Regions from separate parts of the Homo sapiens genome. Here region 2 is linked to region 1. Evidence: chromatin loops called from intact Hi-C (ENCODE). Cell type or tissue: MCF 10A. All regions are shown on one strand. Each heading gives the region's core, and the rest is flanking DNA. Links, peaks and the distances in the headings are about the cores only. Region 1 overlaps SLC6A5 (solute carrier family 6 member 5). Region 2 has its middle 83 kb from the start of DBX1.

Region 1 (15,531 bases), core at 122-8,121:
GGTGACTGTTGCTGAAACAGGACATCAAAGGGCTTCTTCAGGAATGGAGCTAAATTGTCCTTTAGTTCTTTGAGAGGGAGCTCAGCCCCTAGCCCAGAGGGTTAAGGAGGGCAGCAGCCTGCTTTTGCCTCCTAGGGCTCTCACTCCCCACTCTCTTTCCAAGGTGCTTTCCTCATCCCTTACCTGATGATGCTGGCTCTGGCTGGATTACCCATCTTCTTCTTGGAGGTGTCGCTGGGCCAGTTTGCCAGCCAGGGACCAGTGTCTGTGTGGAAGGCCATCCCAGCTCTACAAGGTGAGTCCAGCCTGCCGCTCAGCCTCCTCAGGCCCTTTCTTACTCTGTCCCCTCTGGCACCATGCAGCCCCAGGGAGGGAGACCTGCCTTTGTGGTTAATAGAACTAACTCTTTCCTTCCTTTATTTGATCCTTCTGAATAATGGCCCAAGATCACCTCTGGCATTGTTGAGTTCCCAGCAGAATGCCTTCATATCCCTGGTAGACATACAGTCCACTCTGCTATTAGTGCATCCATTCTGTACAAGAGAGCCTAGACCTAGGTCCCCACCCTATGCCCAACTCTAAGAATTCCATAGCATTTAAGATGGAATGAACCCCTGGAATTTTTGCTTCTGCAGGCTGTGGCATCGCGATGCTGATCATCTCTGTCCTAATAGCCATATACTACAATGTGATTATTTGCTATACACTTTTCTACCTGTTTGCCTCCTTTGTGTCTGTACTACCCTGGGGCTCCTGCAACAACCCTTGGAATACGCCAGAATGCAAAGATAAAACCAAACTTTTATTAGGTAAGTTTGGAAATACCTGCTTTAGGTGTGTGTATTCTAAACTATCCATTTATTCAGCAAAATAATTGAACATATATTATGCATGCTAGGACCTATACTAGGTTCTGGGAACACAGAGATTACATCAAACTATCAAATATACTTAATTCTAACATAAAACTTAAGGAGCTCCTGGCCCAGAGGAAAGCTTAATCAAATTTTTGTTTGCTTATGAATAGCTGAAATCTTTGTTAAAAATGCAGGTTCACAGGCCCACAAGATAGTCTGATTTATAGATTTGGTTGGGTTCAGAAAATTTGCATTTTAACAAGTCGTTGTAGAATTTTATTTTGTTTTATAGTGTTTCTTAGACTAGCAGCATTACCTGGATGGTGGTTAGAAGCCCCGCCCTAGCCTTTCTGAATAGATTTGCATTTTAAGTAGGTTCCCAGGTGACTTATCTGCATGGTACAATTTGAAAAGTGATGGTCTAATTCCTAGAGTCCAGGAGAGCGATCCTGGGGCCAGACTTCACAAGATACTGCTCAGTGCATGAGGTGAATATGAGAGTGGACCCTTAGACCACTCTGATAAAAATGTAGTGTCTAGAAGAGGGCAAGATACTGGGGAGTCAGGGAGTGTTCCTGGAAGATGCTTCAGATGTGAAATAGATTGGGACTTGAGGCCTTGGCAGAAAGTGTCAGCTTCTTGGGTCAAGGGCAAGAGAGTGAATGTGAGGAGAAGTAGGGCAGCTATGTCAGAAAGTCTTTCTGGTCTATACCTCTGTCACTGACTGTATGTATGTCTGGGTCAAGTAACTCTCTCTGGATCTGTTTTCCTTCTCTAAAAAACAGAAATAAAAATGTTCTTCCTCTACCTACCTTGTGGGGATTGCTGTAAGGAGAAAAGAAATGAGGAGTGTGATACAGTTGCAGAAGCATATAACTCTACAAATAAAAGGTGCTAGTAGCAGTCACTTTGGAAGTTCTCGTCATTTTAAAGGGAACCTAGAAACAAGTAGTTTCTTCTTTCCCCAGTAGATCTGTTAATTCTCCTCAGCTAGGTCTGTGCTGAGACCAGCTTCCTGTGATCTCTGTATGATCGGCTCTTAGTGCTGCCCTCCAAAACCAGCTTTTTTCATGATGGAACTAGGACACTATTTAACCCTTCAAGTATATTAAGGGCAAAAATATGAATTCTTCCCTCTCGCAGACCCAGAGAGATGACATTTTTTTCTGCATTTTCTGCCATGAACATGTGTTTATAGTCTCTCTCTCTGTCTGTCTGTCTGTCTCTCTCTCTCTCTCTCTCTCTCTCTCTCTCTCTCTGTGTGTGTGTGTGTGTGTGTGTGTGTGTGTGTTTAAAGCAGGCTGAGCATGTTGACTGGATCAGGCACATGGGTGGAGGCACAAGAGACACAGAAGCCCCTGTCTCTGGCTTCCAGTCTGGCTCACCATCGCCTGGGAGACATGAAAGGCAGAGCAAAGATATGACACAGCTCAGCTCCTACTCATCTGGTACAAACCATTAAAATGATGCAAGCTCTGAGCACAAGGAGACAATGTACATTTTTCACGCTGATTGTTTCCTGCGAGTATATGACCAGGCTGAGCAGATCCTATCTCATTCTTACCCAGTGTTTTAATTTTTAATTTTTTTTTTTTTGGTGAAAAGAAAAACAAGGTGTCAATCCACACTCTTTCTTTGTGCAGCCCCTCCATCTGTCATTCTCTGTGTTATCAGCACATGAGTGTGTTCTGTTCCTGGCGCCAGGCTATCCCTTGCAGGTGTATTGGTCCTTTGGAATTCTGGGGTGACTTAGAAAAGTTGATGGTGGCCTGACTTGCAGAGCCCCACTGCTCTGCTGGACAAATCAGGAGTCTAGACAACGGATATTGCCAGGCTGTTTCCCAAATGGTCATATTGAGCAAGCCTTCCTTAAGAGATGGATAAACTCTTTCCCCAGCATTTCCCACCAATTGCCTTCCAGTCTCACCTTCTCTCTCACAATCCCATAACTACCCACATCCTGTGACTGCTGGGCAAAAGGACTCATCCCAGGAGAGAGGGGCTGAATGGCTAGCTATTGTGACCTTCGTGTGCAGCTTGGAGCTGCCCCATGACACTCTCAGTGCTGCAAGGGACACATTCCATGGGGATACCAGGCAACCATACCCACTCCAGCCCCAGAGGAAAGCCCTGGATCTGTGGGTGGGGAGAGGCAGCGTTTGCCACATCTTTCTGTGCTGCAGGTTGTAAGAGAGGCTGCTGTCTTTAGGGTGACTCAACTCTCCAAGTATCTGTAATGGAGAATGACTAGTCTGTGCCCTGTCAAGTGAGACCAGCGGCTTTACGTGAAAATAGGAGCTAGCTGGGTCACGTAAAATAGGAACAACATAAATATCATTTCTATTTCCGGAATGGCTTCATTTTCATTACAACTTTTAATTAAATGATTCCTTTTCTCCCTGGTCTTTCATGTGCTTTCATTTATTAATAATTGCCCAAGTAAAGAGAATCCCATTCCACAGCTTCCAATTTAGCACGATCATTATCGCTGTTCTTTGTTCGGGGTTGCTGGGCCGCAGAGCTCTCTGATGAGATGGCCCATCATTCCCTCGCGGGTGGACCCGAAGGCTCCGGGCGCTGGGAAGCATGCTCCTGCCGCCCGGTGGTGGGAGGGGATATTGCAGGAGGCTTGGGGCTGCGGAGCGAGCGAGCGGGGAGCCTGGGAACCCTGCTGCATTGCTGCAGGAACGGTGACCTTGTGCTGCTGCGGCGGCAGTGATCTACAGACATCCAGAGACGCTCTCTAGTGAGGCTGCCTGCGTGCTTCACAATTGCAACTTGGGAATCGAGAGATTTGGTGTTTGCCCTCGTGTTAGTGATCTCTCCCGTCTTGGGTGGACGTAATGTTTGGCAGGAGGGCTAGAAATAACTTATGTGCTTATTTACAGAACAGAGATATGGAGTGTTCTTTAATTGTCTTCATTTATGTCACTGCTGGGGGAAACAAAAGCTTTCCTGGTAAATATTTGATAATGATTAGGTGGGAATCCTCCTGAAACTCTGTTATTTGATTAAAGAAGATACTTTGAATAGGAAGATATTTTTAGGCCCTGAAGTGGAGATTCTCAACCAGGGGAGATTTTGCAGGGGACATTTGGCAACGTTCAGAGACGTTTTTAGTTGTTGCAGCTGGGTGGGCTCCTGGCATTTAGTAGGTGGAGGCCAGGGATTCTGCTAAATATCCTGCAATGCACAGGACGGTCCCACAGCCAAGAATTACTAAAGCTGTCCTTGCAGGGTTAACAAGAATTCTAGACAGAAGTATTGTTATAATCAGCATTAATCAGGCTGTGCTTTTGACTCACTTCCTTGAAACCAAAAATTGAGTAACACTACGTACATTTGCATCCCCATTGTTCCTATAGATGAGATTTCTGATGCTAGAATCATAAGGCTTTTGTTTAAGAATTGCTTAAGCAGATCCCGAATTCCAGCAAAACAGCTGATGCCAACCAGTTTAAAGACTCCTACCAGCTTTAAGCAGGGGCTCATGCCTGTAATCCCAGCACCTTGGGAAGCCAAGGTGGATGGATCACTTGAGGCCAGGAGTTGGAGACCATCCTGGGCAACACGGCAAAACCCTGTCTCTACTAAAAATACAAGAATTAGCTGGAAGTGTTGGCACACACCTGTAATCCCAGCTACTTTGGAGGCTGAGACATGAGAATCACTTGAACCCTGGAGGTAGAGGTTGCAGTGAGCAGAGATTGTGCCACTGCACCCTAGCCTGGGTGACACAGTGAGACTGTCTCAAAAAACAAAAAACAAACAAATGAAAAAAGGTTCCCACAGAGGAACTGAATCAGTGTGAGAATGCTTTTCTTCATCTCTCTGTCCCAGGACTTCACCCTGCACTCTTCAACCTACTCCAAAACCCTAGCTCCAAACTCTTTGGGGAGATGGATTTGAGGTTTCCTCCTATCTCCTTGTTCAGTGGCTCTTATGATTAAACCTCTTTCTCTGCTGCAACGCAGGAAACTCTATTTGCTTCCTGCGAGTAAATGACCAGGCTGAGCAGATCCTATCTCATTCTTACCCAGTGGTTTATTTGTTTATTTATTTTGGTGAAAAAAAAAAAAAAACAAGGTGTCAATCCCCACTCTTTCTTTGTGCAGCCCCTCCATCTGTCATTCTCTGTGTTATCAGCACATGAGCGTGTTCTGTTCCTGGGCCCAGGCTGTCCCTTGCAGGGGTATTGGTCCTTTGGAATTCTGGGGTGACTTAAAAAAGGTCCTCTTCTCTTAATTAAACCTCTTTCTCTGCTGCAACGCAGGGTCTTGGTGAAGTATTGACTCACTGTGCCTGTTGGGCAATGGACCTATTGCGGTTACTTTATCTGACCCCAAATGCCATTAGTACAGCTATTGAGAAACCTTGGTCTAAAGAACTACTGAAAGGGAAGGGATTCTTATTATTGTTTCCATTTTTACCCAACATTCTAAGAAACTCTGCGGTGTGTATGGGAAGTGGTAGGCAATTTATGGCAGGCAAGTGGCCTTACGGGAGATGATGCTGAAGACTAGAGATACTCTCTCCAGAAAAAGCTATAACAATGATGATTGAGTTATGGCTAAAATTTATTGAGTGCCAGCTGTGTGCCAGGCATTGTGGGAAGATTTTTAATTTGTGATCTCTCTTCATTTAGTCCTTACTGCAACCCTGAACAACTATGACCAGAAAATGGAGGCTTGGACAAATGGAACTCATTCAAGCTCTCGGGAGTAGTGGAACGCCTGAACTCACATTCTTGCCCTCTATGCTCTTCCACAGAGAACATAAAATGGGAGTCCATGCACCAGATCAAGCCTGCTTCTTAAAATTATTTATTTATTTTAGAGAAAGGGTCTCATTCTGTTGCCCGGGCTGGAGTGCAGTGGTGCAATCACAGCTCACTGCAACCTTGAACTCCTGGGCTTAAGCAATCCTCCTCCCTCAGCCTCCTGAGTAGTTAGGACTATAGATGTGCAGTACTGCACCTGGCTAATTTTTAAAATGTTTGGTACAGATAGGGGTCTTGTTATGTTGCCTAGGCTGGTCTTGAAGTCTTGGGCTCAAGCCATCCTCCTGCCTTGGCTTCCCAAACTGTTGGGATTATAGGTGTGAGCCACCCTGCCCAGCCACTTTTTGTTATTGTTGCTCCTGGTATTTAAAGACAATTTTAACACATTCAATATTTTTAAATGGAGATATTTCATGTAAGTTTATAGATTTTCTGCATCTTTTGCCACAACATCTGGAAAAGCTTGGCACTGATTGGCTGGAGTGCTCTCTGGTTGGCCACAGTCCCCACCTCTCTCTATTATTTTCTAATTTTATGCCTTCCTCATTTGTGTCATCATCCTGGCTTCTGTAGGTGTTTGAATTTATAATCCCTGCTCCCTATTCACATTGGATTGCCTAAGTCATTGATTCCAAAGAGAGAGCTTGTTTACATCCTGTCTTGATGTATGACCTTGGCTAGCCACTGCATCCCTCTGTGCCCCAGTTTTCCTTATCTGTAACATAGAGATAATAACAGTACCTTCTCATAGGGGGTGGTGTGAGGCTTAAATTAGTCAATGCATGTAAAGTACTTAAAACAGTGCCATAAACGTGGTAACTGCCATATAAGTGTAAGTTGTTGTTGTTATTGTTACTATGTGCTCCTTTGCAAAATAACGTCCTTTGGGATTAGTCCTGGTGGATTCTTTATTTAAGGTATTTGTCAGTTTATCTGTATTTTAAAGAGAGGCATTGTAAAATGGTCAGAAAGACTTCAGATTCTTCCTATTTAAAATGACAATAATAATATATACCTCCTGGGTTTTATGAGGATTTCATGAGATAATCATTAAAGTGTTCAACACAGAGCCTGACATACTAAGACTCACAGGGTTAATTTCCTTTCTCCATCCCTGCCTAGATCAGGCCTTCTCAACCTTGGTACCACCGATGTTTTGGACTAAATAATTCTTTTTTTTTTTTTTTTTTTTTTAAGAGACAGGGTCTTGCTTCATCACCCAGGCTGGGAATGCAGTGGCATGATCATGTCTCACTGCAGCCTTGCATTTCTGGGCTCAAGCAATCCTCCTGCCTCAGCCTCCCAAGTATTTAGGACTACAGGTGTGTGCCATCATGCCTGGCTAAGGGACTGAACAATTCTTTGTTGTGGGGGGCTGTCCTGTGCATTGTAGGATATTTAGTATTAGCATCCCTGGCCTCTACTTATTAGACACCAGTAAGCACCAGGTCCCCAAGGTATGACAACTAAAAATGCCTCCAGACTTGCCACATGTTTCCTGGAGAGAAGACTCATCCCCAGTTGAGCACCACACTGTCAGGTCCTGTCACAGGATCCCCGGTAGACGGCGTGGTTGCTGCCTCTGCTTACCCACGTGAGAGTAGAAAGTACACAGCACGTGTATCCTAGAGTACTTACTAAATGTGGTGCCAGGCAGTGGGTCCAAGGTGAACTTCTTAGAAAGCCTTCTGTAGCAGTACCCTTCAGGGGGTCTGCTTATTTTCTAATTCAATTCGTTTCAGCAATTTATTTATTTTCTGCAGAGTCATAAGGATCTGAGTTCGAATCCTGATTCTCTTCCTCATAAGCTGTGTGGCTTCAGTAGAGTTACCTACCTCTTTAAGCCTGCTTCCTTATTTTGAAAATGGAAGATTATAGTACCTCCTGCATAGGCTGTTGTGAGGATTAAATGAGATAATGCATGCAAAATACTTGCCTACCACATAGAGAGTGTTCTGTAAATGCCTTTGTCATCAGTACAAGGTGCAGTTGTGGGGACTGGGGGCTCTGATGGAGAAAACATAATTCTTTGGTTCTTTTCTTAATATATCTGGCTTTGCCCAGTTAATCCTTTCCTGAAGGTACTCTCCAATATTTGCAAATGTTTTTGGCATTTGTTTTTAAACTGCTGCAGAGAGACAAATCTCTGTTTTCTGTACAGATTTAACTGTGTTTCTATTCTGTCCTCTCCTAAACAGATTCCTGTGTTATCAGTGACCATCCCAAAATACAGATCAAGAACTCGACTTTCTGCATGACCGCTTATCCCAACGTGACAATGGTTAATTTCACCAGCCAGGCCAATAAGACATTTGTCAGTGGAAGTGAAGAGTACTTCAAGTAAGATGACTTTCTTTTTCCTTTTTTACCTTCTAAGAGAAACACAGTGAATTAATAAATATTCAATTTGCAGACCAGAGGTGTGGGTAGCCCAAGGGATGAGATCAGAGAGGAAGGTTTTTTCCCTGGTTTGGCTTCCAAGAGCAGATTGTTGTGTCTTGTGAGCCTGGAAAGCAGAGCTGGATGAATGACAGCAGTAGGAGCAGAATCATTGCGGCTATAATTCATGATGCTGATGAAAAGCCCATTTCAAAACCTTGATCCAGTGTGATCTAAGTGGACTGTCAGTTAACCAGATTATTTTTTCTTCCATCTGCACTTGGCTTCAGGGAAGAGAGACAAAAAGAAAAGAAGTCATGTTCAGAGCTTTAGTGTAAATAAGAACAAATTCATTTTTTTTCCTTTTTTTATAGCTTTGCCTTAGTTTTGTATTTTTTAATATCAGTATTGCTAGGCATTGGAGATTGAGGTTCAGGGATACTTGAAGATCCTCAGCTACCATTGGAAGATTTAGTGAAGTTCATAAAATTATTTTTTTCTTTTCTTTCTTTCCTTTTTTTTCTTTTGAGATGGAGTCTCGCTCTGTTGCCCAGGCTGGAGTGCAGTGGCGCGATCTCGGCTCACTGAAACCTCTGCCTCTGGGTTCAAGTTATTCTCCTGCCTCAGCCTCCCGAGGAGCTGGGACTACAGGCGCGTGCCACCATGCTCGGCTAATTTTTTGTACTTTTAGTAGAGACGGGGTTTCACCGTGTTAGCCAGGATGGCCTCGATATCCTGACCTTGTGATCTGCTTGCCACGGCCTCCCAAAGTGCTGGGATTACAGGCGTGAGCCACTGCACCCAGCCATGAAATTATGTCTTAAGGGAGATAAATGTAGACAGAGTTCATCATAGGGTACGTAAAGAGTGTTCTCTAGCTAAACTTTAATTCAGGGGTTGTAAATTCAAATGTACTCGGGCATGGCAGGAATATAAATGAGTAAAGTGAAAATAAATGAGATGATAGGGAGGGGGTGGGGACTGTAGCAAACCAAAGAGGCTGCCTGTCGCATGTAAGGAAAGCCACTGGTGCCCAGCTCCTCTGATCACTGCCTTGTGAAAATGTGGGGCAGTGATGCCAGAGCTTCTATTTTACAATAAAAGATGGAAATAAAGTCTGGATTTTTATGTGATCTCTCCTATTTTAAATGGCAGCAAAATAATTCAAATAGAACATGGGGATCAAATAAAATGCATAAATCAATGAGCCTCCAGTTTGTGGCTTTCACTTAGATGACGACAAATGATTGCTAATACCATGACTCTTCTCCCAGTTGTCATTATTTCCTACTCCTGGTTTTCTTTCCTGTAGACTCAGGGTGTACATAGTTGTTCCCTGCAGAACAGAAGGGAGAGTTACCTAATTGATTAAATAGTCCCCTTTGACCATAACTACCATGGGGGTATTAGGGTGGGTCTTTAATTCTCCCTGAGCACTGAGCAACTGAGTCTGACCTGGTAGTATGATGAAATCTGAAAGACCGCCAAAAGCAGGTTTGCAAATCATTTTCCAGTACACTTAATCCATGCAGTCAGGTGTACTAAAAAGTGATTTGCAAACCTGCTTTTGATGGCCTTTACTAATCCTCTGGGGCCAGTCTTGATTTCTAAGAAGAAATGTCATCAGGAGTTTCTTGGGACTTGTTTGAGGTCCTACAATTGAAGCATGGAGCAGTTGAGATGGCTAAGTCATGGAATTGTTGACTATATGGTTTACCTATTTTGGGCATGGGACATGGGGAAGGTCCTTTTCCTTGCTTGGCAAATATGGTCCTCAGGGTTTTGCCGTGGAACCAAGTTTAGTTCCAGCCTTGGTCTTCCCTAGTCAACTCTGAGCCCAGGTTGTGCCAGGGTTTGGGCCTGAAAGAGGCTCTGTCTGCACAGGGTTGGCCATCACTGTTATGAAAAGCATGTCTGTGTGTTGCCAAACAGCCTCTCAAGCTAGCCAGCTGGACCAGGAGTGGGGCTGCTGCCTACATTTCCTTCAGCAGGTCAGAATTCTCTGGGCCATCATTCCTACAGTCCTACAGAGCCTGGATGCTGGCTTGCCTTTCCTTTAGATCACAGAAAAACGTCAACCTACAAACACAGCAGTTTTACAGAGGATGTATGGCTAGATGGTTGCGGAGTAGAAAGAATTGTCTGAGTCTGTTATCAGGCACTGTCCCTGAAGCTGCCTCCTTTCCTCAGGGGTGGGGCTGCCCTGCTAGCCATTTGGCCAGGCAGGCCACGATGTCTTCATTATCTAAATGAGTTGCCAGCAGCAGCTACAGCTGACCAGTGGCCTCTTCTGTTGGCAGCTGCTCATCTGTCTTAGAATGTTTTGCTTGAGCAAGGTCTAGGCAGCCCTGCTTTTATAATTAAGCCAACCTCCGCCTCAGGACATACCCACACAACTTGAACTACAATCCAGGGCCACATTTTTCGTCATTTAGCATATGCAGTTTCCACTATGTACTAATTTTTAAAATTAAAATCACACAAATACTACCAGAATAAATTCTCATAAAAGAGTAGAGCAATACAGAAAACACACAAAAATCACCCTTGACGGTTCAGAGTTTCTGTTGCACTTCTCCTGGGGATGTGCTAGTGACAATGGAACTGACAGCCTTGTCCTGAAGCCTGCCCAGGGCCATGAGCAGCCTCCCAGCACGTAATCAAGAGCACAGTAAATCCAGCTGGAGTCTTTGCAGATGGCTGTGGGCAAGAGCCCAGACCAGCAAATTCCCCACAGCCTGATGTGATTAGGTTCCTGATGGTGGGGTGGGTGGAGGATGCTGGGGTTTTGTGCAAGCCTCCTGGCTCTACTGGAGGCTTAAAGCCTACTGCCTGTCACCTCCCTCTCTCCTTCTTTCTATCACTCCCCCCATCCCTCCCTCCAACTCTCAGGTACTTTGTGCTGAAGATTTCTGCAGGGATTGAATATCCTGGCGAGATCAGGTGGCCACTAGCTCTCTGCCTCTTCCTGGCTTGGGTCATTGTGTATGCATCATTGGCTAAAGGAATCAAGACTTCAGGAAAAGTAAGCACTTGGATTTATCTAAGAGAAAGCTGTGAGACACCCAGGGGCGGTTGCTTTGGGGAGCAGGCAGAGCACTGGAAAGAGAGTCAGGAGCTGTGGATGCTAATTCTGACTCTGCCCTGGAGCAGCTGAGGGGCTGTGACTTCACTTTCATCTGCAAAATGGGGATAATAACACCTTTCTTGCAGGGCTGTTTTAAGGGTTAAATGAGACACATATATACAGAGCTCTCAAGGGATGGTGGGGGGTACTCTGATTAGGATTTCCTTCCTTTCCTCTCAGGGGCTGCCACTCATTCAGCAGAAGGAACCTCCCTGATATCATTCAGTCACTTTCCCTAAACTCTAGAATTTGTGCTGCTGGCTTTTTGCCTCTTGGTCTGGCTGCCAAGTTAGCTATTGCTTCTGCCAAGAAGCTGGCTGAAGATCAAAACTGTGTAGTAGATTCCCTCTCCTCACTCCCGGCCACCATGTTCATGGCCTTCCTTGCCTTTCTTTCAACTCTAAGCTTGACACTCTTCTACCCCATGTGCCCCTAGCACTAAAGGAAGATGGTCCTGCCCATGGAATTTTGGCTGAGCAATTACTTGGTAAGGGTCAGTTAGTGATCGCATGGCTGGGCCCTTTGGAGATGGTGAAACTCCCACCCAAGCTCAGTTCCAAGCCACAGAAAGAGAGGAGCCCATCGAACCTCAGGCCACAGTGGGCATTGTTGTAGGGGTCACAGTAACATTTCTTCATCTCCTTGCAGCCTTAGAAAAACCTACTGAAGGTTGGGTGCAGTGGCTCAGGCCTGTAATCCCAGCACTTTGGGAGGCTGAGGCGGGTGGATCATTTGAAGCCTGGAGTTCGAGACCACCCTGGCCAACATGGTGAAACCCCGTCTCTATGAAAAATACAAAAATTAGCTGGGCATGGTGGGGGGCACCTGTAGTCCCTGCTACTTGGGAGGCTGAGGCAGGAGAATCACTTGAACCCGGGAGGCGGAGATTGCGGTGAGCTAAGATGGCATCACTGCACTTCAGAGTGACAGGGTGACAGAGTGAGATCCTGTCCCGCCCGACACACACACACACACACACACACACACACACACAAAGAAAAACCTACTGAAGAGTTAACCAGTTATTCTGATCACATGCAATAATATTTAATTACGCCAGGAGGTATTTGCATGTTTTAGGATGAAACAAAAATGTCTTTAAGGCTCAAGGAATGAGGATGTAATGGGGGATTCTGAGACCATAGGTTGTGGAGTTGAGATTTGGTTTGATTATCCAGGCCAAGGATTTCTGCGATTATGTTACAATCAACCAACTTCTGAAAGGTTGGGTCTCATCGGGAGGGTAGTCAGTGCCATCTTTCACCCCCAGGCATGCTTTGCATCCCCCATTAGGCACGCAATCCCAGCATCTATTAGCCACATAGACCGAACTGTCTTCTCCCTGGGGACATGGACATTTTTGATTACAGCTTTTATTAGTGCTTGCTTTTCATGTCATGTAGTTCCACAGGGACTTGAGTGGTGGATTCTGGCAGGTTTGTCAGGGTTACCTGAGGCAGGTGGTATGCCTTAAATCACAGAGTGTGGGGAGAATCAGGTCAGCTAGAGAGAACCAGCCCAGGAGTGAGGAGACCTGAGCCCTTGTCCTTGGGGACTTCTCATGGTGTTTGCTGTGTAGGGATATCTCTACTTGGGTGGTGAAACATGGCTGAGCTTCTGATTTTGCTCTTAGCTTTAATTGCTTTTTTTTTGGCCAATAAATGAAAAGCACATTTTCCTAGCTATTTTAGAAGTCCTCAGTTTCCTCATTTCTAAGGTGAGGGTAATTGGACTGGGTGATGTCTAAGGTCCTCTAATTCTAAGATTATTCTGTTGGAACACTTGCTGGGTGAGCTGGAGGTTTGGGAGCACTTCTACTCTGTGACCTCAGTTTCCCCTTCTGTAAAAAGAGAACTGGGATTCAGTGACCCCTGAGGAACCTGCTGGCTCTGAGTGAGTACCATGAGACTGGATTGATTGTTTTTCTAAGGTTACAGGGAGATGGGAAATGTTAACTTGACCCTTATGACAATACCGAGCATGGCCTGAGGTTTCCTGGACCCCTCACCTTCTGTGGCTTGGAGCTGAGCTTGGGTGGGAGTTTCATCATCTCCAAAGGGCCCAGCCAAGCAATTGCTCAACAAGACTAGCCAAGTATATACTCAATCAAAATCCCATGGGCAAGACTGTCACTTATGGCTAGAAATGGAGACAAGCTGACCTCAACCATGATGTGAGTGGCCAGACAGGTGCCTAGTAGTATAGGCTGGAAGGTGAGACTGCAGGAGGAGAGGTGATAGGTGAGGAGGGTGAGAACAGCACCTTTTAATGATGTGAGGAAGGATGGCCTGTGGCTCCAGAGTCAGACCAATCTTAGTTCAAATCCTGGCTCTATCACTTTCTAGTTGTGTGACTCTGGACAAGCTATTTAACCTTTGAAACCCATTTCCTCATCTGTAAATAGGGGATAATAGTGCATAATACTTAGGATTGCTGTAAGGATGAAGTGAGACATGCATGCTACTACCTGGTGTATGGTCAGTTATTAACATTATCTCCTTTCATGTTCATTATTCTGAATGGCTGCTGTATTGACTGGGTATTGTGCCACTTTGACATCTCCACAGCAGTGGCTTTGTTGGGAGATTGGAAGAGAAAGAGAGCTTTGTTGAACACTGTGTGCCAGGCACTGTGCTGGCTGCTTCACATGCATTAGAAGCACATTGATTCCCATTTTGTAGAGAGAGAGACTGAGGCTTGTCAAGGTAGAGTAAATTGCCTGAAGTCACAGAGCTTTTAAGTGGAAGTAGTGGGATTTGAACCCAGGTCTATCTGGCTTTGAAGCCTAGACTTTTTTATTTTTATTTATATTTATTTTTTATTTTTTTATTGAGATGGAGTCTCGCTTTGTCACCCAGGCTGGAGTGCAGTGGTGCCATCTTGGCTCACTGCAACCTCCACCTCCTGGGTTCAAGTGATTGTCCTGCCTCAGACTCCTGAGTAGCTGGGATTACAGGAGCCCACCACCACGCCCAGCTAATTTTTTTTGTATTTTTAGTAGAGACAGGATTTCACCGTGTTGGCCAGGCTAGTCTTGACCTCTTGATCTCAGGTGATCCCCCTACCTTAGCCTCCCAAGGTGCTAGGATTACAGGTGTGAGTTATCGTGCCCAGCTGGCCTAGACTTTTTCTAATACAAGACATTCTCTCCCAAGAAGGAGTTATTAAGAATAGATAGTAAATGAGGAATTGTGGAGTCATCATTTTCATATAGTGGGGGAAAAAATCCCCCCACAGTAAATCAGAATCTGCATTTCTACCCAGTCTCTGCTGTCTTGCTGTGTGACTTTGGGCAAGTCACAGGATATATTACAGCCTCATTGTCTTCATTTGCAAAATCAAGAGTTAGAATATTCTCTAGGATTCTTTTTATCTTATTAGTCTGTGCTCTTTTGGAATGGCATTGCAGCCAGTTCTTTCCACTGATTTAGAATCTAATTCTTGGTGATAGATTTTATAGGCTTTCTGGAATAGGAAGTTTTGAGCAGATATGTTTTTCATTTAGATCTGCCAACTTATCTCTCTGCTTCATTGAGAAAAGTTTCCAACCAGAGATCAATGATCAATTTTTATTTTAAATGAAGAATACTACCAGAAATAATGAATCACAATTTACTATCCTGCCCTGGGCTGTGCAGACATTAATCATGGAGCATTATTTGGGAGCCAAGGTGGATGCGCAGCTGAAGGTGCTTTATGATGAACTCCTTTGTGATTGAAATCCCAGGAACACTGTCATTTTTATGCAAAAGAGATGTCGTCTTCCTGCAGCCAGATAAGCTCAGTTCCTCTTGTTTAGGGCCTCAGGAGACAGGACTGGCAGGTTGCTTCCTCTGAGACAGGTCTTCCTATTTCACTGTTGGAGGCTGTTTTCCAGCAGCTAGAATTCCAGAGGCACGGGCGACCAGCAGGCAGCCTGAAGGTCAAATGCAGCCCACCTGCCCTCAGGGGCGCCTCTGCCTGAGAGTTGTGGCAACCAAGCAAAGCTAACCTAATTAGCTCGTACAGGCTGTTGGGCCTTTACCACCTGTTCAGGGGTCCCATGGTGAGAAGGATGCCTGGAGGTGTCAGGCCAACAGGCTCAGATGGGCGAGTCAGTGTCACTCCTGCCAAGTGTAATTCATTACTGTTCAAGTTTAACTCCTCTGACAATACAATGTGGAAACAGGTGCATTCTGAATCTCCCCTGACACAGGGGAACTAGCTGTGCAGAAACCTCCAATGCACACCTGTCTCACATTTGAGGCATTCCCAGGATTTATAAACCAAACTGTTGGCCCTCTCAGTTCACCATGATCACCACCTAAAAAATGAATGCATCACCTGGGTGAGGTGAGCCAGTGCCTAGTGTGCAAAATTGAGAGGCGCTCACTCTCAGGTTCCTGAAG
Region 2 (15,531 bases), core at 4,889-12,888, 370 kb before region 1:
CATGGCTGGGAGACCTGAAGATGGATCACTTCACAGGACTCCTTGCAGACATTCTCCAGCACCAGCCTGGAGCCCAGCAAGCCCACTGGGTGGCTAGACCCAGAAGAACAATAACAATCACAGCAGTCTGGCTCTCAGGAAGCCCCACCCCTAGGGGAAGGGGGAGAGCATGACGTGTCCCACCCCGTGGGACAAAAGAATCTGAACAGCAGCCCCTGAGTTCCAGATTCTTTCACTGAAACAGTCTACCCAAATGAAAAAAGTAATTCTGTTAATGTGAAAAAACAAGGTTCTATTACACCCTGAAAATATCACACTAGCTCCCAGCAATGGATCCAAACCAAGAATAAATATCTGAATTGCCAGATAAATAATTCACAAGGTTATTAAGCTATTCAAGGAGGTACTAGAGAAAGGTGAAGACCAAATTTTAAAAATTTTAAAAAAAATACAGGATATGGGTGAAAAATTCTCCAGAGAAATAGATATAAAGAAAAGACAATCACAACTTCTGGAAAGATACACTTACAGAAATGCAAAATGCACTGGAAAGTTTCAACAATAGAATCAAACAAGCAGAAGAAAGAGCTTCAGAGCTTGAAGACAAGGCTTTAGAATTAATGCAATCCAACAAAGACAAAGACAAAGAATTTAAAAAATGAATGAAGCCTCCAAGAAATTTTGGATGATGTTAAATGACCAAACATAAGAATAATTGGTGTTCCTGAGGAAGAAGAGAAATCTAAAAGTTTGTACAACTTATTTGAGGGAAGGAATATAAATCATGCTGCTATAAAGACACACGCACACGTATGTTTATTGTGGCACTACTCACAATAGCAAAGACTTGGAACCAACCCAAATGTCCAACAATGATAGACTGGATTAAGAAAATGTGGCACATATACACCATGGAATACTATGCAGCCATAAAAAAGGATGAGTTCATGTCCTTTGTAGGGACATGGATGAAGCTGGAAACCATCATTCTCAGCAAACTATCACAAGGACAAAAAACCAAACACCACATATTCTCACTCATAGGTGGGAATTGAACAATGAGAACACTTGGACACAGGAAGGGGAACATCAAACACCAGAGCCTGTTGTGGGGTCGGGGGAGTGGGGAGGGATAGCATTAGGAGATATACCTAATGTAAATGATGAGTTAATGGGTGCAGCACACCAACATGGCACATGTATACATATGTAACAAACCTGCATGTTGTGCACATGTACCCTAGAACTTAAAGTATAATAAAAATATATATATAAAAAAAAATAAAATATGAAATTAAAAAAACTTACTTGAGGGAATAATCAATTACATTTTTCAGTTCTATTTCTACTTGGTTCTTCATTAGTTTGGTCTCTTTGTTAAATTTATCTCATAGAATTCTGAATTCCTTCTCTGTGCTATCTTGAATTTCTTTGAATTTCCTAAAAACAGCTATTTTGAATCCTCTGAAAGGTCACATATTTCTGTCTTTCCAGGATTAGTCCCTGGTGCCTTATTTAGTTTGTTTGGAGATGTCATATTTTCCTGGATGGTCTTCATACTTATAGATGTTCGTCGATGTCTGGGCATTGAAGAGTTAAGTATTTATTATAGTCTTTGCAGTCTGGGCTTGTTTGTGTCCATCTTTCTTGGGAAGGCTTTCCAGGCATTCAAAGGGAGTTGAGCCCAAGCCCCAAAATGCTGTGGTTCTCGCAGATTTGTAGGAGTACTGCCATGGTGGTCTTGATACGATCCAGAAAAATTCTCTGGCTTACCAGGCAGAGACTCCTGTTCTCTTCCCTTGCTTTCTCCCAAACAAATGGAGTCTTTCTCTCTCTCTGTCTGTGCTGAACTGAGGGTGGGGTTACACAAGCACCCCTATGGTCACCACCACTGAGACTGCACTGAGTCAGACCTGAAGCCAACACAACACTGGGTCTCTCCAAAGGGCCACTGTAACCACTACCTGGTTACTGCCTGTGTTCACTCAAGGCTCTGAGGCTCTACAATTAGCAGGTGTGGAAGCCAGCCAGGTTTGTGTCCTTCATTTCAGGACAGTGAGTTCCCCCTGGCCCCAGGTGTCTAGAGACACTGTCTGAGAGCCAGAGATTGGAGTCAAAAACCTTATAAATCTACGTGGTGTTCTATTCTACTGCAGCTAAGCTGGCCCTCAAACCACAAGACAAAGCCCTTCTGTCTTCTCTCCCCTTTTCACAGGCAGAACAACCTCTCCCAGTGGCTACCACCACCACCAGCCCATGAGGAGTTCTGCCAGGCCACCACCAATGTTCCCTTAAAACCAAAGGGCTCTTCAGTTAGCTTGTGATAAACGCTGCCATGCCTGAAACTCACCCTTCAGAGCAGTGGGCCCCCCTCTGGCCCAGGGCACTTCCAGAAATGTTGTACATGAACCTAGACCTGGAATCAGGGACTCTGAGCCTGCTTCGTGCTCTACCTCAGTGGTCTCCAACTTTTTGGCACCAGGAACCAGTTTTGTGGAAGACAGTTTTTCCATGGACAGACGGGGGCTGGGGGTTTTGGGGTGAAACTGTTCCACTTCAGATTGTCAGGCATTAGTTAGATTCTCATGAGGAGCATTCAGCCTAGGTCCCTGGCGTGTGCAGTTCACAATAGGGTTCGCACTCCTATGAGAATCTAATGCCACTGTTGATCTGACAAGAGGCAATGCTCAGGCAGTAATGCTCACTCACCCCCCCATTCACCTCCTGCTCTGTGGCCCAGAACCTAAAGGGCCACAGATTGGTACTGGTACCATGGTACAGTTGGGGACCCCTGCTGTACTCCACTGTGGCTGAGCAGGTACCTAAAGTACAAGAGAAAAATCCCCCTTACTTTTCCCTCCGCTTTTCTTGAGCAGGAATCTTGCACTGTAGCTGCCACAGCTGGGAATGCGCTGGGTCTCACCTGAAGCCAAGGCCCACAGCATACTACCTGGATATCGCTGTTGGTCATTCAGGGCCCAGGGGCTCTTTAGTCAGCACGTGATGAATCCTGCCAGGACTGGGTCTTTCTCTTCAAGGCAGTGGGCTCCCTTCTGGCCCCGGGGTATGTCTAGAAATGTCAGCTGGGAGCTAGGGCCTGGAATGGGGACCTTATGACTCCCCAGTTCCCTATCCTATTGTGGCTAAGCTGGTATCCAAGATGCAAGATGAAGTCCTCTTTACTTCTGAGTCCTTTCCTCAAGAAGAAAGGAGTTACTTTTGTTTCTGCAAGCTGCATTGCCTGAGGTTGGGGGAGGATTAGCACAAGCACTCCATTAGCCACCCTGGCTAAAGTCTCCCCAGGTCACGTGCCACCCTGGTTTACTGGCTCTAAGCCCAGCCCAGCACTGGGAGTTACCTAGAAACTGCAGCCTTTGTGTCCTATACTGTCTTTCAAGTTTACCTGGGATCCCAGAGCACTTCAGCCCATATTGGCAAGGTTTGCTGACAAACTCAAGTTTTGACCACTGGGATGGGCAATTCCCCTCTGGCTAGAGGTCTTCTAAATGCTCCCCGCATAGGGGTCAAGGAGTTCAGCCTGATTTTGCTTCCCTCTGTGACAGAGCAGCACTGAATTCAATGCCAAGTCCCCCAGTCACTGTGCTCTCCTTCCAGCAAGTGCACAGATTCTCTGTCTGTGCCATGCGCCCACTGCCAAAGATGGAGGAGGGGTGGCATCAGTGATTCAAGACTTTCTTTTTTAGCCTCTTCAGAGCCTCTTTCAGTGATATGAAGTTAAAGCCAGGTATTGTGACTACTCACCTGATTTTTTATTCTTGTGACAGTGCTTTTTTATGTGTAGTTACTTGTTAAAATTTGGTGTTCCTGCCAGATAGGGGGGCAATTTGGTGGAGGCTTCTATTTGACCATCTTGTTCTGCCCTCACACTCTACTACTTTTTTTGAAAATGTAAACTAGATCAAGTGTACTATTTAACAACTCTTATCCTCCACTTAACACTATATCTTTCAATTCAGAAATATTTATCTACCTTATTCCTTTTAATAACTGCATACTATTTTATAACTTTCCCATGTCTTCCTCCCCTTTCACTTTTCTTAAAAAAACAATTTTATTGAGGTATAATTTAACAGTAAAATACATCCATTTTAAATGTGCAGTTCATTGAGTTTTGACAAATATATGGACCCATGTAACTGCCTTGCCAATCAAGGCACAGAACATTTCTATTTCTGTGCCTATTTCTGTCCCTCTGGTTCTGTGCCTAGAACCAGAACATTCTACTGATCTGGTTTCTATAACTATAGATTCAATTTGCCTGTTCTAGAACTTCATATTAAGGAATCATACAATATGTACTCTGTCTGACTTCTTTTGCTCAGCATAATATTCTTGAGGTTCATGTATGTTCCTTTTTACTGTTGAGTAGTATGCCATGATATGAATAAACCACAGTTTGTTTATTCATTCTCCTGATGAAACATCATTTGAATTGTTCACAGTTTGAGGCTGTTGGGAATGAAGCGGCTATAAGTCTTCATGTTCAAGGCTTTTTTTTTTTTTTTAAATCTTGGACATATATTTTTATTGAGTAAACATCTAAGAGTAGAATTGTTGTGTTATATGTAAAGCTTATGTTCAAGTTTGTAAGATACTGCCAAATTGTTTTCCAAAGTGGTTGTATTACCTACAGTGTATGAATTTCAATTACTCCACATTCTCATCAGGAGTTGGTATCTGATTATAGTTTTAATTTGCATTTCCCTGTTTATGAATCATGGCCAACTTTTCTTGTGCTTTTTGGCTGACAATAGTATGTGAGTATAAATGGGATGTTTATATCTTTTTGTGAAGTGACTGTTCAAATCTTTTGCCCATTTAAAAAATATTTATTCTAAACACAAGTTCTTTGTCAGATATCTGTACTGTGAGTATTTTTTCCAAGTAAGGGGCTTGCTTTTTCTTTTCCTAATAGTGTGTCTTGAAGAGCAGAGTTTTTAATTTTGAGGAAATCCAGTTTGTCAATATTTTTCTCTGTGGTTAGTGCTTTTCTATCACATTTAACAAAACTTTGCTTATCTCAAGGCAGTGAAGATTTTCTTTATAAGTTTTATAGTTTTATTTTTTATATTTAGGTCTATTATCCATTTGGAGTTTATTTTTGTATATGGTGAGAGCTGGTGGTGAAGGTTCATTATTTTCTCCCATAGGGATATCCAGTTGTTCAGTATCATTAACTGTTAGTTAAAATGACTTTCCTTTTCCCATTAAATTATGTTGCTAAGCTTTTTAAAAATCAGTTGAACATATACATAGGTATATATGCATATATATGTACTTAAACTCTCTATTCTCTTCCATTTATCTGTATGTCTATCAAAATGATACCATACTAAGTATACTTACTATAGTAATGAATCTTGAAATCAGGTATGAAAAGCCTCCCTAATTGGCTCTTCTTTTCCAAAATTGTTTTGACTATTCTAATTATTTTGCATTTTCATATAAATTTTAGAATCAGCTTTTCAGTTTCTTCTTTTTACAAACCACTTCAGTTTTCAATTGGATTACTTTAAATAGTCAGTTAGTTGAAAGTGGACATTTTGGTAATATTGAAGCCTCCAATGTATGAACATTTAGGTCTTCTTTAACTTCTAACAGTATTGTTTTCATTATACTGTTTCTGAGAATAGTTTCTTAAGCTTATCCCTATGTCCTGATTTACAATATGCATTTTTAACTTCTCACAGTTACTAAATTATATATAAGTTAATAATGTTATTATAGGTTAATAAATAGTATTCTATTGTTTCATGTAAAGCGTAAAAATCATTACCATTTCTAATGCTGTTCATTTCTTCATGTGGACCTAAATTTCCTTCTAGTATTGTTTTTCTTCAACCTAAAGCACTTTCTTTAACATTTCTTATGGTGCAGTTCTACAAATTATTTCAATTCTTCCTTTTCTAAAAATGTTTTCATTTTGTCTTTATTTTTGAAGGATATTTTAGCCAGATGTGAATAAAATAGAATAGTTATACCTATAGAACAGAATAGAATACAGATTTAGATAGGTCTAAATGTTGAATTGAATACAGCTTTATTTACAGATATAAAGTTATTTTTTTCCTTTCCTTTTAGCATTAAGAAAACTTTATTATCTTTTGACTTGCATTGTTTATATTAGAAATCAGTAATAATTCCTATCTTCATTCATTTCTCTATGTATTATGTCCTCTTCCCTCTCTGGCTGCTTTGAAGATAGTTTCTTTGTTATTGGTTTTCAGCAATTTTATTAAGATATGCCTTGGTGTGTGTTTTTGTGTTTATCCTTCTTGAAATTTATTGTGTTTTATGGATCTGTGGTTGATGCTTTTCATTGAATTGAGAAAATATCCAGTAATTAATTCATCAAATTGTATCCTTTCCCATCTCCCACCTCCTTTCCTTCTGGGAGTCCAATTACCACTTAATGTTGTTCCATAGTTTATGGAGGCTCTGTTAAATTTTCGAGCCTTTCACTTTAGTGTGGATAGTTTCTGATGCAATGTTAAGTTCATTAACCTTTTATTCTGCAATATCTAATCTTCTGTTAACCCCATCCAGTACATTTTTAATTTCAGAAGTTGCATTTTTAAGATTTAGAATTTCCTTTTGTTTTATTTTTATAATTTCCATCTGTCTCCTCATTGTGGTCATGTTTTCCTTTAAATCCTTGAACATATTTATAATAGGTATTTAAAGTTCTTTTTCACTCTTCCATCATTTCTCTTATATCTGGGTCTGTTCTAGTGACTTAGTTTTGTACAGGTTATGGGTCATATTTTCCTGCTTTGCAGGCCAGTAATTTTAAAATTATATTCTGGACAATGTGGATGCTAAATATTTGAGAGTTCAGATTTTGTTGTCTCCCTTTAAAGCATGTTGAGTTTTGAGCTTTATTATTATAGATAGCTAATTTTCTGTAAGATCAGATTTATCCTGTAAAGACTTAAAAAAATCTTTATTAGGGTGGGACTAGAAAACTCTTTACTGTTAGGCTAATTTAAACCTATAGTTCATCATACATTAGATTATAGTACCATATTATACCAGATTATAATATCTTATTTTTACTGTACTTTTTCAATTTTTAGATATACAAATACCACTACATTACAGTTGTATACAGTAGTCAATATAGTGACTTGCAATACAGGTTGGGAGCCTAGGAGCAATAGGCTATTCCATATCACCTAGGCTATACCATCTAGGCTTATATAAGTACAGTCTATGATGTTTGTACAATGAAAAAATTGCCTAATGATGTATTTCTCAGAATGTATCTCACTCATTAAGAGATGAATGACTGTACTTTGAAGCTGTGGCCTTTTGGGGTCTCTGTGACATATTCTTGATATTCTGTCAGGTCCACTACTCTGGAGAACTCAAATGTCTCCCATCCCTGTGCAAGCTCCTATAATTTTTCAGCTTATAGCACTCCAGCAGTTGTCCTTTCCCTGACTTTGTGAAGTCTCACTCTATGCATGTCAGCTTAATATTCCATCAGAGACTCATAGGACCCCATGCAGATTTATAGCACTCTTCCACCAAGTAGCTTTCTGCTTTCCAGTAGTGTTCCCCACAAACTTTTGTCGTCTCAGCCTCACTGAGATCTGACCTCTGTCACCTCTGTTCAGTGAGGCTACTGTATTCTGCTTGTGCTCTTCATATCTTCACTGAGGTTAGGAAGGGCAAGGCATTTTTATTGACTCCCATTTTACAACTGTGGATGAGAGGTGCTAACAATGCCTCTTAACTGAGCAACTTAGAAGAGGCACTGAGGGGCGAATAGAAAAGCACAGGGAAATGTTGCAATTCCTTTTCCCTGATCCACCCATGGGATTGAGGTTGCATTCAGAAAATGGGCAGGAGGTAGATTCCTTTGGCCCTGCCCCAAGAAGGACCAATCTCATTAACCCCGGAAGAATAACCAGGCTCCCTGGGCACACTGAGAGACGCTGTCTCAGAGGTTATGTGATCATTATTTTCAGCTTGGAGAAGAAACCATCTTTAAAGCACTCACTTCCCCTGAAAATATTTTTTATTTCTGATCTACAGATGAGGGCAAACACAAAGCTTTAGGGTTAATGGTTCTGAGTACATCAAGACAGAGATGGTTCATTAAGCATTATAATAATGACCACACATTGAGTGTTTGCTACATGGCAGGCTTGTGCTAAGTGTGTGACTTGCATTATTTCATTCAGTCTCTAAAACAACCCAATGAGGTGAGAACTGTCCCTATTCCTAGCTTACAAATGAGAAAACTGAAGCTCAAAAGGGGATAAGAAGGGCGAATATTAATCTTCTTTAAGACAAATGAGAATGAGGAAGATGCTGAGAGGTGCCTTTCTGATTGGAGAGAAGTGCTGACTTGGGATGCTGTGCCACCATGAGCACATTGCTTGACCTCTCTGGGCATCAATTTCTTAATATGCCAAGTGAGAGAACTATATTAGATAAGCCCTTCTGAACAACTTTCTATATTTCAGTATCCTCCTCTCTCCATAAAATCAGATCCTAAACATTTCTCAATTTCCTACCTTATAATTCTTAATTTACCTGCCACCAGAGGGCCCTGTGCAGGGGAGTTTTCACGCAACATAGGTTTTCCTCAGTTTTAAAGCATGGCCTCTATAGAATAGGCTCTCAATAAAAAAATCTGTTGATATAAGTAGGAGACCAGGTGATGTAGTGGTGGAGGAATAAAAAAATTAGGGTTCTGGGTTCTCATTCGTCTGCCAAGTGGCTGTCAGATGCGTCACACAGCCTCTTTGGGCTTCCATAACTCTTTCTGTAAAATGGAAATAATGGAGTTATTAGGAGAAATGAAATAGTATCAGATATTTAAAAGCACCTTGAAAAGTATAAAATGCTGCATAAATATGACAGATAAAGAAATACGTCTATGAAAACCAAGACTTTCTTTCTTTTACTCACTTGTCCACTACCCGTTTTTGTACTGTCTCCCCAACACCTTAACATCATAGAGTTATTACCAAGGGCCCCTAAATGTGTTTGCCGACATGGTGAGGGCTGCTTTCCTTCCTAGATATTAATGCAGAGGCAGTTTTTATCCTGATTAGCACAATTCTAGGCAGGGGTGGTGGTGCTCATGGATTGGCCAGCAGTTGTATATCATGATTGGGGCTGAGATCTGGGATGTATCCAAATTCAAATTTATGCTATGATGGGGGAATTACATATGCCCTTAGGGGTGCTTATTTTCAGTCCCTGGCATTTATCAGCCCCCCTCCCCCAACCACTCTAGAACTTGCACCTCTCTCTGGGGAAACCAGGGAATTTGCTCTGACAGCACCAACTGGTCAGGGCCTTCACTGTCCCTTGATAAACCACATGTCTGGCCAGGTGTGGTGGCTCATGTCTGTAATCCCATGGGAGGCCGAGGTGGGCAGATCATGAGGTCAGGAGTTTCAGACCAGCCTGACCAACATGGTGAAACCCCATCTCTACTAAAAATACAAAAATTAACTGGGCCCAGCTACTCAGGAGGCTGGGACAGGATAATTGCTTTAACCGGGGAGGTGGAGGTTGCAGTGAGCCAAGATCGCACCATTGTGCTCTAGCCTGGCAACAGAGCGGGATTCCGTCGCAAAAAAAGGAAAAAAAAATAAAAAAAAACCACGTTCCTCAGTGGCACCTCTTTCTTACTGCTTTTCCAGTTAACAAGAAGTAGTAGTCTTGGAATTTAGAAACACTTAACTCATAAATACGGCTTCTGTACTTTCTAGTCCAAGAATATAGACCTCTACATTTTTGCTATATTGAAATATATTCTGCTAAGATTATATTATCCTCTTCCTCTTCTAGATTGCCTCACAATAGATGTCAAATTAACCTTTGGGCCGAGCGCAGTGGCTCACGCCTATAATCCCAGCACTTTGTGAGGCTGAGGCGGGCGGATCACCTGAGGTCAAGAGTTCAAGACCAGCCTGGCCAACATGGCGAAACTCTGTCTCTACTAAAAATACAAAAATTAGCCAGGCATGGTGGCAGACACCTGTAATCCCAGCTACTTGGGAGTCTGAGGCAGGAGAATTGCTTGAACCCAGGAGGCGGAGGTTGCAGTGAGCCAAGATCGTGCCACTGCACTCTAGTCTAGTAGACAGAGATGCTGTCTCAAAAAAAAAATTAATTTTAAAAATAAATAAATTAACCTTTAGCATCATATTATTCTTGGACTCTAAAACCTCCAGGGGAAGGTTTCCTGCTTTCCATAGAATTAAGCGAAACTCCTCCAGGCCTCTTACCTTTCCAGCCCCCACTGTTCCCACATAGGAAGCCACTGCTGTTCAGCCTGAAGTGCTCCCTGGCTTCTGTGCATAGTCTAGTGTCCTGCTCCTGAAGTTGCCTCTGCCAGCTGTGTTTTCCCATTCCCACCTCCGTATGACCAAGTCCTGCCCTTCTTCAAGGCATAGTTTAAATGCCATCCCCTTTATGGAGTGAGTTCTTCCACTTCCAAACTTTCTGCTTCGTGCTCTAAGGAACTATGACTTTCTTCCTCTAGTGTCTCATTTATCTGCGTATTCCCACGATATCAGCAAATGATAGGTCCCCTATAAATATGGGTTAGACAACATGAATGAATGGAATTTAATTTAATGGGTCTTTTAGGGAGTATCCCATCCGAATACATGTTTATCCAAAATTTAAACTTTCTTTTCCTTTCAAGGTGGCGATTTGTGGCCATTTCTGCTGTCCCAGGTCCCGGGCTGACCCTTTACTGAGGTCTGTGCTTACTCTTGCTAACTTTTTACATTTCTCCATATTAAATTTACAGCTTATATCAAGCCCGCTTGTTTAAATTTTTTTTCTGTTCCCACTGTTCTCATGTTCCTTCACAATGTATGCAATTACATGAACTGCCTTTGAAAGCAAGATTAGATTTTAAATCTTGTGATTAACCTTTCACATTGCGAGACTGCCAGCTCCAAGTTCCTTGAGCAATTTTCTTGTTTTGTTGTGGACTAATTTCTCTATTTCATCTCTCCTGCTGTGTGTTACTTTGCAACTTGATTCTTGGCTGCATAGGCCCTGTTGGGAGAATTTCTTGTCTTGGTTCATTTCACCAAATGACTCTTCTGCACAAAACCAAACAAATCTGTAAATGTGGAGAACACCATGTAAATCTGCCAGAGTATCGAAGTGGCTATCAAAGTTGCAAAGTTTTTGTTATTTTGATATTTTGCATACAAGATCTTAGAAGAGGAAGTTTTTAAAGTTTACTGAAAATACAAATTACATATATTTATGTATGGAAAATTTTCTAGAAAACAACTTAGCTTTAAACTGGAACATTAAATTAGCAGTCTTTTTGAACCTATAAAATGCTGAGTTTTAGGACTACATTTGTTAAGTATTTTTATCACAATTTTTTAATTAAAGAAACTATTTTGAGTGTAGAAGAGAACTTTAGCATTTTAGAGTTCAATAGAAAATTATTTTGCCAGTTACCCAACAAAAATGGAGAAAGTTTGTATTTTAAAATATTCACAAAATACATTCCTTCAGGAAATAATTTATGGCTGGCCTTATAAGTAAACAAGATATTTGATATGTCAAAGTATTTTATTAAGGTAATTTCTAACAATACTTGATTTCCTGGAAGTTAAAATGAAACTGACATGAATAAATAATAAGTATTTAGACCAATGAAAGAGATTTATTTATAGTAATTGGTTATAGGAAACATCCTAGGCATGAAATTAATTCAGTCCCAATCTGAAAACCCTGATAGCATTAAAATGGATGTTTAATGTGTTATTAGTTAATGATATTTCATCTGAGGACCTTATCAAGTTGCACACAGCAAAGCTCTTGTCATTATTTTTTACTCTCCCAAAGTGACACTTTAATGAAATGTGTCAGCACACCAGTGTTAGGATACGTTTCATTAATGCCCAGCACTTTTGTTCTATTCTTTACATTTGGAAACAGATTTAAGTATTAAGTGCCTCTAATGTCTGCAGCCAGGGAATCCTTTCCGAATTTGTAACAGTGACCAGAACAGACCGCATTACACTCTCCAAATGGTGCGGTTTTGCATTTGAATGTCTGAATTATCCCGGTTTCTTAGAGACGACCACAACACCAACATCTTAAATCCTCAAAATACTGTCCGCTTCATTGAATGCTCGTGATCTAAGCATATGTGTAATTATTCTGTAATTCTCCCCAAAATGTGATTCCTTGGAAATGCATACTAGGTTTCCCCTATTGTAAATCCAATGACTATTTCTTTGTGGCCACTTCTTTAAATACGGTAACAAGCAAGTCTGTGTGTCTGGGTGAACCGCCTTGATAATGATGATTTCTTCCCAAGCTCTCCTTGGGACACCCATCAGGGGAAATATGCCTTTCATTTGTTTAAGGGTAGAGACCATGGTCACAAAAAGACCATTTAAGATAGTATACATTACAACTAGAGGATTTCTTGCCAGAAATGGGCCTAATGTCACTCACAATAGCCTTAGAAATAGTCTTAGATAGTTTAGAATTTGCAAATGTTACCAGAACCAGCTGTGGTAATCCATGGCTGCATATAGATTTTAGAGAAGAATAGAATCCCGTGCCTCTTAAAACAGCTTTGGATGTGGTCAACTGTGGAAAATTAAAACATACACTTTTAAAACTGACAGCTGGAAAGGAAAAGGGGGAGGAGACAGTAGAAAGGAGACTTAGGGTAGTATATTAACCTCAGTTTTATTTTAAAGTTTTGCATACTCTTTGGGAAAACTCATTGGTGGCAACTTTCCCAGGGAACAGCCTAAGCGTAGAGTGATTACAAAGTGTAAGTGAGATCCTGCGTGTGAAGTCCTTTGCAAATTGTTAATGCACCATTCAAATGTTTCTGGGCTGTTGTTATTACAACCCATCATTAACTCCAGTATGTGTTGTTTAATTTGGCCTCTTGGTTTAGCAAAGTGTAGTGGGTCTGTGGGTGTTTACTGATAAACGCAAATGACCACAGAGTAGGAGTAAAGGAAAGTCAGCTTGCAGGGAAGTCAGCTTGCAGGGTCATAGCTAGGCTGTGAATAATTTGATGATCACTCTGAAGCAGGTGTTTGCATTGAGTAATTCCTTGTCTTAACGTAATTTTGCAAATTGCTTGGCTTTTACAGCCCATATCGCTCCCACAGCACCATTGCTAATGGTAGCTTTAAAAATGATTTCAGCCTCAAGTGAGCTTGAAGTTTTCAAGTCCATCATGTTTACTTGTTTGTTTTTTGGTGACTGTATTTTTAGAAATTTGGAATCTGGGAGAAAATATTGTGACGAGGAAAAATCAGTCTTATCAATTATTTAAAAGAAAAATTGCATTTTAAAGTTTGGATGAAGGGAAATATTTTAAATTTTTTCAAAAACACACAAGCAACAAGTGAAGAAATGAAAATATTGGCAGAGGGAAGATAGCAGCTGCTAGGGAGAGAAGCAGCCTCAATGTTTAGAGATATGTCCTCTGTACTTGCCAGTCTCTCATGAGTGATACCTTGGCTGAGTTTCCATTTACTCTCCATTTGAGTTTAGAAAAGACCACTTTTAAGTTGGAAATTGATTTTAGAAATTTAAAAGAAATGAAAGAAATAACTTAAAAAACCCGGGACCCACTCTGTTGCTTGGAGATTTGGTTCACTTCCCAAGGAAAGACTGATGTATATAAATAAGCAAAGGATGTCTGTGTTTTTTATGCCTATTTTTTAAAGTACTGTCCTGTATCATTTATCTAGACATCATTTATTTGCCAATCTAAAAAGAAAATAAAGTTAACGAGGATTCTGAGTAACCAAAATATATGTCCCTAAGTCTGCTCACTAATTTTATGACCCTCAATACTCACTCAGAACCTACTTACTCTTACATTACAAATGCTTCTAACAAACATGAGTATCTGCTTCCCCCGCACATACAGATTAGAAACAGCATAGCAGATGGGAAACAAATAAAGAGAAGATCTCAGACATACTGGGAGCAGCAAGAAATAAGAGCCGACAGCTTGATTGCGCAGGGAGAGACAGAAAATCCAAATAAAGCAAACATAAAACTATAAAAGCTTAGCAGTCTAGAGCAGTTCAGGGTTTTACGATTTACCAATCCCAGAAGGTCTCACTGTATTATAGCACAGAATAAAAACTGATGCTTATAATTTTGAGTCATCAAGAAACTATTAAATGTTATTGTGTGCCTGACCTTCAAATGTATATTTAGAATAATTTTCACTGAAATGTGTTAAAGTTAAGATAAAAGTCTTTGGGCTTAAAGGAGCTCACCTTTAGGTGTTTGGAAATTCGGATTTATGTGGAGATCATTTCTTTCTCCATAATGCCAAATTGGTGCATGAAAATTGCCCGTGCTTTGAGGTCATAGCCAAATGTTCTTACTCAAGTGGAATTTTATAGCTAGAATTCTTTCTGTAGTGAGACAGCTGTTATAACAAGGGAAACTACACTAAATGAAAATCAGAAGAGTTTCATACTCTCTGCCCTACTACTGAAATGCTGGGTGATCGGGACAGTCAGCCACTCTCTGATTCTCAGTTTCCTCATCTATTCATTGGGGTTCACAGACCCCATTCAGTTTCACAAACTATAATTTTTTAAAAAAATAGTAGCTCAGTGAATTATAGGTGATTCTCTTTGTGCTTGATACAGAGCTGAATCACACAGACTACCTTCCATTTTGTGGGGATTAGAGGGACTAATCTCAAAGTTTGCCCTCATCAGCATCCTGCTGAGATATTCTTAAATGACTCTAAAAGGAGCCTACAGTGTTAATGATCTTGATCTCTTAGTGGCGAGAAGAGAGGAGATTTTTAACTTCTGTCTTTATGCTTTTCTTGTATTTTCAACATTTCTAAAAGAAATATGCATTACTTTTGAAACACATCCATAAAAGCTGCATTTAAAATATAGACACGGAAGAACAAAACTTGAGACCTAAGGCCTTCCAAATGCTAGGTCTTAAAGCAAAGTAGGTTTAAACTATTAATAGAAGGTGGATAATGTTGCATCTCAGAAGCAGGACATCTACTCTGGGAGATATCACTACAACTACTATTTCTGCCACAGGCAGATCTCTCAAAATCAGTGGCAATTTTTCAGACTTGAAGAATAAAAGTAGCGTCTGGTAAACCAGGAGAATATGGCATTAAAAGAAAAATCTCCAAACAACTACTCGTAACACTGGGCTCCCAACTGCACTCTGTCTTCTAGATTGTTATGGGAAAATATCCTCCTTGCCAAAAGTAATCTCACTGTGATTTGTCACCTGCCAACTGATAAGGAAGGAGCATTTTTCTAAACTTTGAATCTCTGGCTACTGTCCCTAGGATCATTTTCCTGTACAATTGTTATAAAATATGCAGCCTGCAAGAAACCTGTCTAAAAATATTGGAGAGATAGAAAATGATCCAGAAGGCTGAGGAAGCTCTGAATGTTTAATGTCCTGGGGAAACTGGCTGCCCATACACTGACAGCAATTTGGAAACAGGTCGATTATGACTCAGGAAAA

The links. Peaks named below come from ENCODE experiments on the same cell type or tissue, not always from the same donor. Only the 100,000 strongest peaks of a DNase experiment are listed, where the experiment ranks them.
Region 2: it touches region 1 in a loop (7-fold over the local background); 3 of 110 quality-filtered maps call a loop at or near these places.

What each region holds. Positions count from the first base shown.
Region 1 is chr11:20,606,844-20,622,374 of GRCh38, forward strand. It overlaps SLC6A5 (solute carrier family 6 member 5), which reads left to right. Exons shown (of 16, transcript NM_004211.5): 4 at 164-295; 5 at 636-809; 6 at 7,836-7,977; 7 at 10,909-11,041. Among named protein-coding and RNA genes, the nearest start is that of SLC6A5, 15 kb to the left of the region's middle. RefSeq lists a silencer at 3,391-3,588 and enhancers at 3,567-3,636, 14,622-15,123. In MCF 10A, for the core only: a CTCF peak has its summit at 3,450; DNase peaks (open chromatin) are centred at 3,458, 4,188 and 5,188.
Region 2 is chr11:20,235,594-20,251,124 of GRCh38, forward strand. No RefSeq gene overlaps it. Among named protein-coding and RNA genes, the nearest start is that of DBX1, 83 kb to the left of the region's middle. In MCF 10A, for the core only: a CTCF peak has its summit at 8,574 (motif pointing right); no DNase peak of the experiment used is centred there.